2 separate regions of the Homo sapiens genome follow, and region 1 is linked to region 2. A link is a loop called in an ENCODE intact Hi-C map of the cell type or tissue named here. Cell type or tissue: mammary epithelial cell. All regions are shown on one strand. Each heading gives the region's core, and the rest is flanking DNA. Links, peaks and the distances in the headings are about the cores only. Region 1 overlaps SH3D19 (SH3 domain containing 19). Region 2 has its middle 31 kb from the start of SH3D19.

The links. Peaks named below come from ENCODE experiments on the same cell type or tissue, not always from the same donor. Only the 100,000 strongest peaks of a DNase experiment are listed, where the experiment ranks them.
Region 1: a loop joins it to region 2, with 5 times the contacts of the local background. A loop is called at or near these places in 17 of 110 quality-filtered maps.

Annotation. Positions count from the first base shown.
Region 1 is chr4:151,134,511-151,139,895 of GRCh38, forward strand. It overlaps SH3D19 (SH3 domain containing 19), which reads right to left. Exons shown (of 20, transcript NM_001378122.1): 13 at 5,265-5,337; 14 at 3,222-3,352; 15 at 564-622. SH3D19-AS1 (SH3D19 antisense RNA 1) reads left to right here. Exons shown (of 2, transcript XR_001741442.2): 2 at 5,046-5,385. Among named protein-coding and RNA genes, the nearest start is that of SH3D19-AS1, 13 kb to the left of the region's middle. In mammary epithelial cell, for the core only: no CTCF peak of the experiment used is centred there; no DNase peak of the experiment used is centred there.
Region 2 is chr4:151,354,257-151,359,641 of GRCh38, forward strand. No RefSeq gene overlaps it. Among named protein-coding and RNA genes, the nearest start is that of SH3D19, 31 kb to the left of the region's middle. In mammary epithelial cell, for the core only: no CTCF peak of the experiment used is centred there; DNase peaks (open chromatin) are centred at 1,095 and 2,455.

The DNA.
Region 1 (5,385 bases), core at 264-5,263, 220 kb before region 2:
TTTCTATAGGATTTAATTATTTCTCATGACAAAAATACTTGAACCTTCTAAAAACTGGGTGAACACCAGATGGCCAAAATAAAATGCAGTAAATGATGAAACTATCTCTGCTCATGCTGAGACCAGGCTGCAGGAAGCACTGGCATAGACTGTCTTTGCTGCTTTCTTTATGTCCTGCACTGATGTTGGAGAGTTGCTTAGGTAAGCTTCTATCAGCAGGTTCATGATGTATTTTCATCAGAATTTTAACCCATTGTCACCTTTTAAACAAGTTTTCTTTGTAATTAAAAAGACACGATGAGAATCTGAATTATCACCATATGAAGTGTTTTCTTTTAAAATAAAGAATAAATAAATAATAGAGATGGGTTCTTGCTATGTGGCCCAGGTTAGTCTTGAACTCCTGGCATCAAGCAATCCTCCCACCTCAGCCTCCCAAAGTACTGGGATACAGGTCTGAGCCACCATGCCTGGCCTTGGAGTGTTTTAAGCTTGATAATTCTTCATGATATAGATGGTTATCTCCTTTGTATTTTGTGTAAAAGAACACAAATAAAACTTACTTAACACAATGAGATGAAACACATTCTCTTTTCCCATTTCCTCCTTCTGGGATATCAATCTAGCAAAGATAAAATCAAGGCAACAATTATATTTTTTTCAGATTTTCATAAGATAAATTTAAGGTTAAGTAATTAGAAAGTACATGACTGAAATCGATCGGTTTAGCTAGGTGTTAATCTGATTAAGAGGAACTACAGGTGCTAAATGGTAAAACAAATCCTGAATTTGGATTAAAAAAAAAGTGTAACTTGTGAAGTAGCCTTCCTTGAGTAGCCAATCAATTCTCTTATTTACTGGAATAACCACATTAATATCACTCTAATTCTGACTGAATTTTCTCTATCTCATTTTTTTTTTTTTTTTTTTTTTTTGAGACAGGATCTTACTCTGTCACCCAGGCTGGAGTGCAGCGGCACAATCAGAACTCACTGCAGCCTTGACCTCCCAGCCTCAAGTGATCCTCTTGCTTTAGCCCCACAAGTAGCTGGGACTACCGGTGTGCACCACCACACCCGGCAAATTTTTGTATTTTTAGTAGAGACAGGGTTTCACCATTGTTGCCTGGGCTGGTCTTGAACTCTTGGACTCAAGCAATCTGCCTGCCTTAGCCTCCCAAAGTGCTGGTATTATAGGTGTGAGCTGCCGCACCCTGCCAGCTCTATACCATATTTTCCAGGTTGAAAACTGCAGCTGAGAAGGACTTAACATAGAAATCAGGCATTAGCCCTGCCACACCTACTCCAAGTGTTGGTAGAATCCTGCAATGCTTCTCTGACCCCAAGATAAAACATTTCAATAAAACTTTGGATTCTCGGGCTGAGCACAGTGGCTCACGCCTGTAATTCCAGCACTCTGGGAGGATCAGGAGTTCGAGACTAGTCCGGCCCGGGTGACAACAGCGAGACTGTCTCAAAAACAAAACAAAACAAAACAAAACAAAACAAAACAAAACAAAACAAAAACAACTTGTGGATTCTCTTCACATTTATAACTGAAATATTTTCCCCCTTCAACATGAATAGGGAAGAAAGGAATCTGTATTTAGCAAACTAAGTGGCAACACTTTGTTTTATTTTATTTATTTATTTTTTGAGACAGGGTCTCACTCTGTTGCCCAGGCTGGAGTGCAGTGGCGTGATCATGGCTCACTGCAGCCTTGCCCTCCCATGCTCACACCATCCTCCCACTTCAGCCTCCCAAGTAGCTGGGACTACACACGCGTAACACCATGCCAAGTTAATTTTTCAATTTTTTGTGGGGACAGGGTCTCACTATGTTGCCCAGGCTGGTCTTGAACTCCTGAGCTCAAGTGATCCTACCTACTGCCTCAGCCTCCCAAAGTGTTGGGATTACAGGCATGAGCCACTGTGCCCAGCCAAGCACTTAATATAATATCTCATTTACAAGGCTCAGTAGAGGAGGGCTGGGTTGCAATAAAATATTTGGCTATAATGCATGCAATTTAAAACTACTTAAAGCTCGAGGTTTATATTAAATCAGTGCCTTCTTGAATTTTAAAGTTTTGAAGTTTTAAAACAATTTTTTAAACTTGTGGGCTTAGAAATAACACTTATACCAATAATGTGGCAGATTCTGTGTGATTGATTTCAGTGTGGTAATTGTGCTTTTTAAAGTACTGCTACATTGGGCAGAAGAAAAATGAGGAAGAGTGCTAAAACAAACATTATTCTTAATATTAATTTACAGAATGTGGTTGAATTTCTCCAAAGAATCAAGGCATAGATACACTGGACAATGTTTAATGCCTACCCTTCATAATCCAAGAGACTCAAATTCATTTCTATTTGAAGAATTCAGATTTTCTGTTAGTCTTGTTTTCTAATATTCTGATGTAATGGAATTTATTTACTTTTTCCTTCCAAATAAGCTGTTAATGCTGTTAAGCTAAATTTATTGATATTTCACAGTATCAGTAAGTTATATCAGGGACCGAGTCATCCTATTCCAATTGATACAAATGTGTGAGGGCAGTCTGATTTTATCCCCATGTTTCACACAGCCATCTGGGCTTACACACAGCTCTCACACATAGGAATGCTTTCACAAGTTAGGCCGTGAGGGTATAAAAATTCTGGTGCTTTAATATAATTTTCCTAATCAGATTAGAAATTATTTTGTGGGTACAACCATTAATGAACCACTATCTCCAATATAAATACTTCTGTATTCCCAAATAAATTTTTTTTTAAAGATGGAGATAAATAAGAATGGAAAAGATGAAAGAAACTCAAACCAAAATGTACTCCAAAGAAAAGAAGTGGTACCATAACCTCAGAGAACATCTCTACAGGATAAGCTAGTATCACTGAATTCATGTTCACTAAATGTCTCAAAGAATTACCATATATCCTTAAGTGCTTAACAACTCTCCAAGAACAGCTGATTCACCAGTTGACCTGTGGTGGTCTTTCACTTTAGGATTTCAGACAGCATTTAGGCATTAAGTTCTAACACTCCATAATATAATAATTAACCATCACCTAGTTGACCAAATCTTTATTTTTGAATTTTCCAAATGCCAAATGAATCAATGAAAGAGAACTAGAATCTGGGTTTCTAGTTATTTTTTCCAACCTACAAGTCACATAGAACCCACTGAGTATATGACCAAATTAAAACAAACACAACCCACTTACAATCACTTTGACATAGTTGGCAGGAAATATGCCAATCTGGTTTCTACAGTTCCCTCTGTACCAATCTGTATCTATCTTCTCCAGAAGATAAACAATTTCTCCAGAAGTGAGGTTCAAATCATCAACTTGCTCTGTAATATAAAATTATAGTTATGTATGATGAATCATCCTGGTTGCAGATTTGATAAAAGCACAAAGTAGCATTTAGTTGTGTCCACTGAGGCAGTTATGTTCCACTGATTCTGAGAACAGATTATACTAATCAAATTGACTTAAAAAATGCTATTCTTTTTTTGGACATTGTTATGAGCTCCCTTTTTAAAGACCAAATTAGACACATTTACCATGCTTTGATTGATGGGAAATGGTTGAAAAAAACACTATTGTGTTAGCAAATGTTTCCTACTGTGCCAATATAAAGCCGTGCTGAATACACACTGAACAATGAAAAAAGTTTATAGACATGGTATAATATTATTATTCTCAATTATGCTTAAAAATCATTTTAATTTCAAATATTAACTAAGGGAGTACTACAACTCTTTAGCAAATAAGTTTACCCATACCAAAACAAAAATCAGCCTATCAAGTGGATAAAAAGAGATTGTAAGTAAATCAGGAGTTTATTTGTAGCCTTGGATATGAAGGGCATTTTAAAAATTATTACAAAAGTACTTATATTGTGCGTGGGCATGGGTGGCTCATGCCTGTTATCTCAGCACTTTAAGAAGCTAAGGTGGGAGGATCACTTGAGGCCAGGAGTTCAAGACCAGCCTGGGCAACATAGCGAGACCATGTCCCTAGGAAAAAAAAAAATTAGCCAGGTGTAGTGGCACCCCTGTAGTCCTAGCTACTGGGGAAGCTGAGGGAGGAGGATCACTTGAGTCCAGGAGTTCAAGGTTATAGTGATTGCACCACTGCACTCAAGCCTAGGCGACAGAGCAAGATCTTGTCTCACACACACACACACACACACACACACACACACACACACACACACACAAATTACTTTGATCTCATAGGTAAGTAAGCAGCTGAGACAACTTTGAAGACAAAAGAACTTCAGTTATTAAGTTAGGATTAACTTTATTACAATTTTTTTGTTGTTGTTGTTTTTTGAGACGGGGTTTTGCTCTTGTTGCCCAGGGTGCAACGGCACAATCTTAGCTCATTGCAACCTCTGCCTCCCAGGTTCAAGTGATTCTCCTGACTCAGCCTCCCAAGTAGCTGGGATTACAGGCATGCGTCACCATGCCCGGCTACTTTTTTGTATTTATAGAGACGGGGTTTCAACATGTTGGTCAGACTGGTCTGGACTCCTGACCTCAGGTGATCCATCCGCCTCGGCCTCACAAAGTGCTGGGATTACAGGTGTAAGCCACTGTGCCCAGCCATATTACAATTGTTAATTAGTACCCACTATTTTTTTTTTTCTTTTTTGAGACGGAGTCTCGCTCTGTCCCTCGGGCCGGAGTGCAGTGGCGCGATCTCAGCTCACTGCAACCTCAGCCTCGCGGGTTCACGCCATTCTCCTGCCTCAGCCTCCCGAATAGCTGGACTACAGGCGCCCGCCACTACGCCCGGCTAATTTTTTGTATTTTTAGTAGAGACGGGGTTTCACCATGTTAGCCAGGATGGTCTCAATCTCCTGACCTCGTGATCCGCCTGCCTCGGCCTCCCAAAGTGCTGGGATTACAGGCGTGAGCCACTGCGCCCGGCCTAGTACCCACTATTTTGAAAGAGTTAAAAAGTTTGTGACTGGTAGGCAATTTGCAATGTTCATTTGTAAGGGAAAGTCTCTCTCTCTCTCTTTCTCTTTCTCAGGGAGCTTCAAAGGCAAGGGTATACAACTAAGCTTTCTGGAATGGCTGGTACAATCAACCCTTCTTGAAGTGGAGTCCTGGATAAGATGACCTCTCCAGTCTCGGACTCTATAGGCACAGAAAAATGAAGAAGGATGTCCTTGAGAGGCTAACCCCCGGCAGGGAAAAAGACTTACTCCTGGATCCTGTGGTTCTCCCACTGCATTATTTACATCCTTACCTGCTGGGAAATCATGAAGAACGACAGCATGAGGAGCACCACTGTCAACAGGCTTCTGAGCGTGGCTTGGATCCTTAGGGGGAGAAAAGGGCTGTGAATGAAGTGTGCAGGATAGATGGTG
Region 2 (5,385 bases), core at 256-5,255:
CTACATTCAAAGGCAGATGGTGGCAAGGGGCAGAGAGGCACAACTAAGGGGCCGTGGAGGTTCAAGGATCAATAAGTCACTTTTGGTTGTGCTGACAGAGAAGCATTTGAGTTGGACTTCAAGGGTAAGAGGACCAGCAAAAGGCACGGCATCAGCAGGGTAGCAGAGGTGGGATTGTGCAAGGAATATAGGGAGGCTGAGAATGGCGCCCCATGGCTAAAGCAAATCAGGAATCAGAGGGGCAAGATAGAAGATAAAGAAGATAAAAATGTAAGAGAGGTGGTTCATGCCTGTAATCCCAATACTTTTTTTTTACTTTAAGTTCTGGGATACATGTGCTGAATGTGCAGGTTTGTTACATAGGTATACATGTGCCATGGTGCTTTGCTGCACCTATCAACCTGTCATCTAGGTTTTAAGCCCCACTTGCATTAAGTATTTGTCCTAATGCTCTCCCTCCCCTTGCCCCCATCCCCTGACAGGCCCTGGTGTGTGACGTTCCCCTCCCTGTGTCCATGTGTTCTTACTGTTCAGCTCCCACTTATGAGTGAGAACATGGTGTTTGGTTTTCTGTGCCAGTGTTAGTTTGCTGAGGATGATGGTTTTCAGCTTCATCCACGTCCCTGCGAAGGATATAAACTAATGTTTTTTCATGGCGGCATAGTATTCCATGGCGTGTATGTGCCACATTTTCTTTATCCAGTCTATCCAATCCCAATACTTTTGAGGCCAAGGCAAGAGGATTGCTTGAGCCCAGAAGTAGGAGACCAGCCTGGGCAACAGTGAGATTCTGTCTCTACAAAAATTTTTCAAAAATTAGCCAGTTATGGTGGTGCATGCCTGTAGTCCCAGCTACTGGTAAGGCTGAGGTGGGAGGATCACTTGAACCCAGGAGTTGGAGGCTGCAGTAAGCCGTGATCATGCCACTGCTTTCCAGCAGTGACAGAGCTGAGGCAGAGCAAGACCCTGTCTCAAAACAAACAAACAAACAAAAAAGATGTAACAAGAGGTTAGGTGAGCCTTGCAGGGTGTTTGTCAGGCTAGGCTGAGTGCACTAATTTCAGGAGGAGCTGGGGAGCGTGTGGTGACTTGCTGCAGGTTTGGGTAGGGCTAATTACTATAGGCACTGAGAGCTGTCAGCCCAGCACTGGATACAAAGGCGAGGTAAATCTTTTTGACAGGCTTACCTAAGGTTTTGAATTTTTTTTACTGTATAATTAAGTGTCAAATGCTGAGGTAGTTTCTGAGGTTTTTGTATAAAAACTCGTTCTTCTCAGGTTGCCCTTTCATGGCACCAGATACTGTCATTATCATTGTGTAGTGTTTGAAGACAGATCTCAGCTGAGACAGATAACCATAGACCTAGAACATGGTAGGTTCTCCCCTGCCTAGTTAGGACACCCTTGATCATGGGGTCAGTGAAGCCTCTAGAAAATGTACTATGAAAACTTTCAGTTTATCAGTACTTGGCACATATTAAACCTCAGTGACTGTTAGCCCAGGTATGGCTGTACTTACATATGGGAAAAACATTTCATGTTCTGTAGTCTTAGAACAGAATACAAGTGTATTTTTCAGGATTCCATTGGTTCTAAGTGACAGCCAAAACCACTTATGCCTTGCATTAGATTTATTGGAGAGATACTGAAGTAGCTCACAGAACTGAAAGAAAAGCCAGAAGTAGGCAGCTCTGGGTGCTTGGAGATGATAGCTGGGCCAAGGCTGCCCAGATTGTCTATTTACCATTCCCTCTGCCAGTGGGGAGCAGGACTTCTGGCAGCCCCAGATTCACGTCCTTCCTGCATCGTGACCTAAGAGGCAAGAATGAGCCTCCTCTCTATAGCTCCAGTAGACAATTCTGGATAAAGGCTTGGAACTCCTTGGTTTGATCTGTGTGCCTCCTGCCCTCACACTGAAGTGTGGTGGGTGGGGTGATGGGGACAGAGCACCATGATCAACTCAGCATGGGTTATACGCCCTCCCCTGTGGTCAGGGAGTCTGGGACTCTGCCAGAGGAGTGGGGAAGAGAGCAGGTACACAAAGACAACAACTACTATGCAAAGGCAAAAAGTCCCGTGTAGGTGCTCATTTGACTTTGGCTGGAACTCTGAGGGTTTCCTGATTCAAATTCCAAAGACTTAAATTTTTGACTGGGTTCCACTCAACAGAGTATGAATCAATGATGTCCCCATACTTCAGTGTACCTTAATTATGTCTTAATTACTTCAGAGTCACTGACACTGGCTTAAGTCCTTCAAATTGTTTAATTTAAAAGGTATTTCTTTTTACCTTCAATCTCTGTTTATCTTGAAAGACATCTTTTAATTTTCTCACTTAGACATGGAATTTTCTATGTCTAAAAGCCAAATGTATGCATTAAAAGACACTCATAGTAGCTTTTGTGAGTTGTGTCCCCTAAGGACCAGGCAGTGACTTGGTCATGACTCACCAGCTGCTGATCTGTAATAACCCTTCCAGTGTCTGAACCTGCAGTGGGAGCACTGGTGCTGGCCCTGCTGGGTCAGAGCTGAAGAGGGAAGGGAAGAGAGGGTCTCCAGCAAAACAGCCAAAGGAAAGGCTTATTCTTTTTTATTTTATGTTTCATAGAGACAGGATCTCGCTAGGTTGCCCAGGCTGGTCTCAAACTTCTGGCCTCAAGCAATCCTCCCATCTCAACTTCCCAAAGTGCTGAGATTACAGGAGTCAGCTATGGTACCCAGTCCTTAAAATGCTGGGTTTTTTTAGATGGAGTCTCACTCTGTCACCCAGGCTCGAGTGCAGTGGTGCAATCTCAGCTCACTGCAGCCTCCGCCTTCCAGGTACAAGCAATTCTCCTGTCTCAGCCTCCCAAGTAGCTGGGACTACAGGTGCACGCCACCATGCCCAACTAATTTTTGTATTTTTAGTAGAGATGGGGTTTCACCATATTGGTCAGGCTGGTCTTGAAGTCCTGACCTCAGGTGTTAAATACTCAGAGTATTAAAAATTGTCTCGGCATCCCGAAGTGCTGGGATTACAGGCATGAACCACTGTGCCCAGCCCTTAAAATGTTTTTAAGCATTTAGGACAGGATCTGGGAATATAATAAACATTTGTAGTAGGGCAGAATAGGAGAGGTGGCAATCCACAGAAACAATTTTCTTCCTTATTCAGATGTCTTGAATAAAAGCCTAGTATATTAAATATCCTGATTAAGAAGGACAAGTTAGCCAGGCACCATGGCTCATGCCTATCATCCCAGCATTTTTGGAGGCTGAGGCTGGAGAATCACTTGAGACCAGGAGTTCAAGACAAGCCAAGGCAACATGGCAAAACCCCATCTCTACAAAAAATACAAAAATTAGCATGGTGGTGTGTGCCTGTAGTCTCACCTACTCAGGGGGCTGAGGTGGGAGAATCACCTGAGTCCAGGAGGTAGAGGCTACAGTGAGCCATGATTGCACCACCACACTTCAGCCTGGGCAGGGCAAGACTCTGTCTCAGAAAACAAAAAGACAGGTTGCATCAAATCTAAGGGTCCATTCAATTTTTAATACTCTAATTACATTATACTTGATATTTCTTGAAATAAAATGACTTTCAGTTGGAAATGCTTTTGTTCTAGTGAATTTTTATACAGTTGTACTTTATAGTGGATTATGCCTATGTATATATAGTCAGTCAAGACCTGAATTCAAATAATTTACCCCAAATGACTCTATACCACTTGTTCTCAACCAGGAATGATTTCTCCACCACTGAATACATTTATCAACGTCTGGACACATTTTTGCTTGTCATGACAGGACAGCCCTTTACACTCTTACAACAAAGCCCCAAATGTTAAGAATGCTGAGGTTGAGAAGGACTGTGAAGGACTATTCTCTCTCTCTCTCTCTCTCTCTCTCTCTCTCTCTCTATATATATATATATATATATATGCAAAAGTACAGTCATGAAAGAAACAGACTGAAAGTGATCTACAGTAAAAACAGGACTTTTCCAAGGAAAATGTGAATGAGTGGTAAGGGAGGTACTGAGGTGAATGGCATGTCAGAAGAGTCTGTCTGTGGAGACTAGAGATGATCAAGATGTCAGGTTTCTAAACAAGTCAGCCAACTTTCCAATCCATCTGCCAAGAGCTCAGCCCAATTCTGCCTCAGCTGAGTGACCCATCTGTAAGCCTTGGCTACTGGAGACAAAAGTGCTGCTATCTCTTCATAGAACTGGGCATAACTGCAGAGTAATGCACACTAGCATTCTTGTTAGCAGTTGGCAAGTTCACAATTAGCGCAATTGTTTCTGAAAGCGTGCGAGTGCACTATTGCTTCATGTTATTAATGTCTGCAGTGTGCTAGGAATAAAAGGATGGCTGGGGGGAGGGGATACATACATTTTAATTATTCAAATACATGCAGAATTCAACAGCCTTAAAGACTATTTCTGAGGCTCCTTCCTGCATCGACACAACGTGTTAGATTCTACCAAGAACTCAAAATAATTCCCTTGCTTTGAGTTGGGATTTAAAAGATACCCATTAATTCTCTTGGGGTACCAGGTGAACATTTGGTCATTCCTGTTGTGGGGGGAAAAAAGAAAAAAAATCAGAAATAACACAGCATGGACTGGTAAATGTCCCTCGGTCCACCTCACCATCTCCTTATTTATGTGGCAGCAGCTCAGAGGCAGCCTTTCAACATAAGTCCCATATTTTATTCAGTTCTGTTCATCAACTGCTGTTCTTGTTGCTTTTCCATCTAATTGTGTTTTTAGCTAAAAAAAAATTTGGGGTTCTATGATGTCAGTATCAAAAGACACTTGCTCTTTGACAAGTTAAGTTATTTTATCTCCAAAGAAAGATATGGAACAATGTCAGACCACTAAGATGCTATTTTATGTTGGGCTTAGAGGTCATGGAGTGATTCAAAGTAAAATGTTACTCAGTCTTATATATTATATAATATATGTTATATATATTATATATTAATCAACAAATATTTAATGAGTGATCACTGCTACTTAGGACCACCAGTGTTAGGTGCAATGAGACATGTAAATATATGTTATTGATCTATAAATATAAAAGCAAATATAAATATAGAAAGAAAACATATCAAATGTTTTTACTGAGTCAGAGACAGTATTTGTGGTGAAGGAGTGTTTTGGTAGGGGGTAAATCAAAAGACTATTCTATGGCAGCTGGTTAATAGAGTTTCAGGCTTCAAGGATATCATAATCTAGTTAGGAAGACAAATTACATTGATAGTAGAGAATTAATGAGTGTTAAATAGTTTGGTCTTCATTATCAGTGTAATGTTAGTTTATAAAAGGAAAAACCAGATTGGCTTGAATAAATGGTTTACTCGGTAAAGTAGTCAGAAATAAGATGGGATGAATAATTCATAT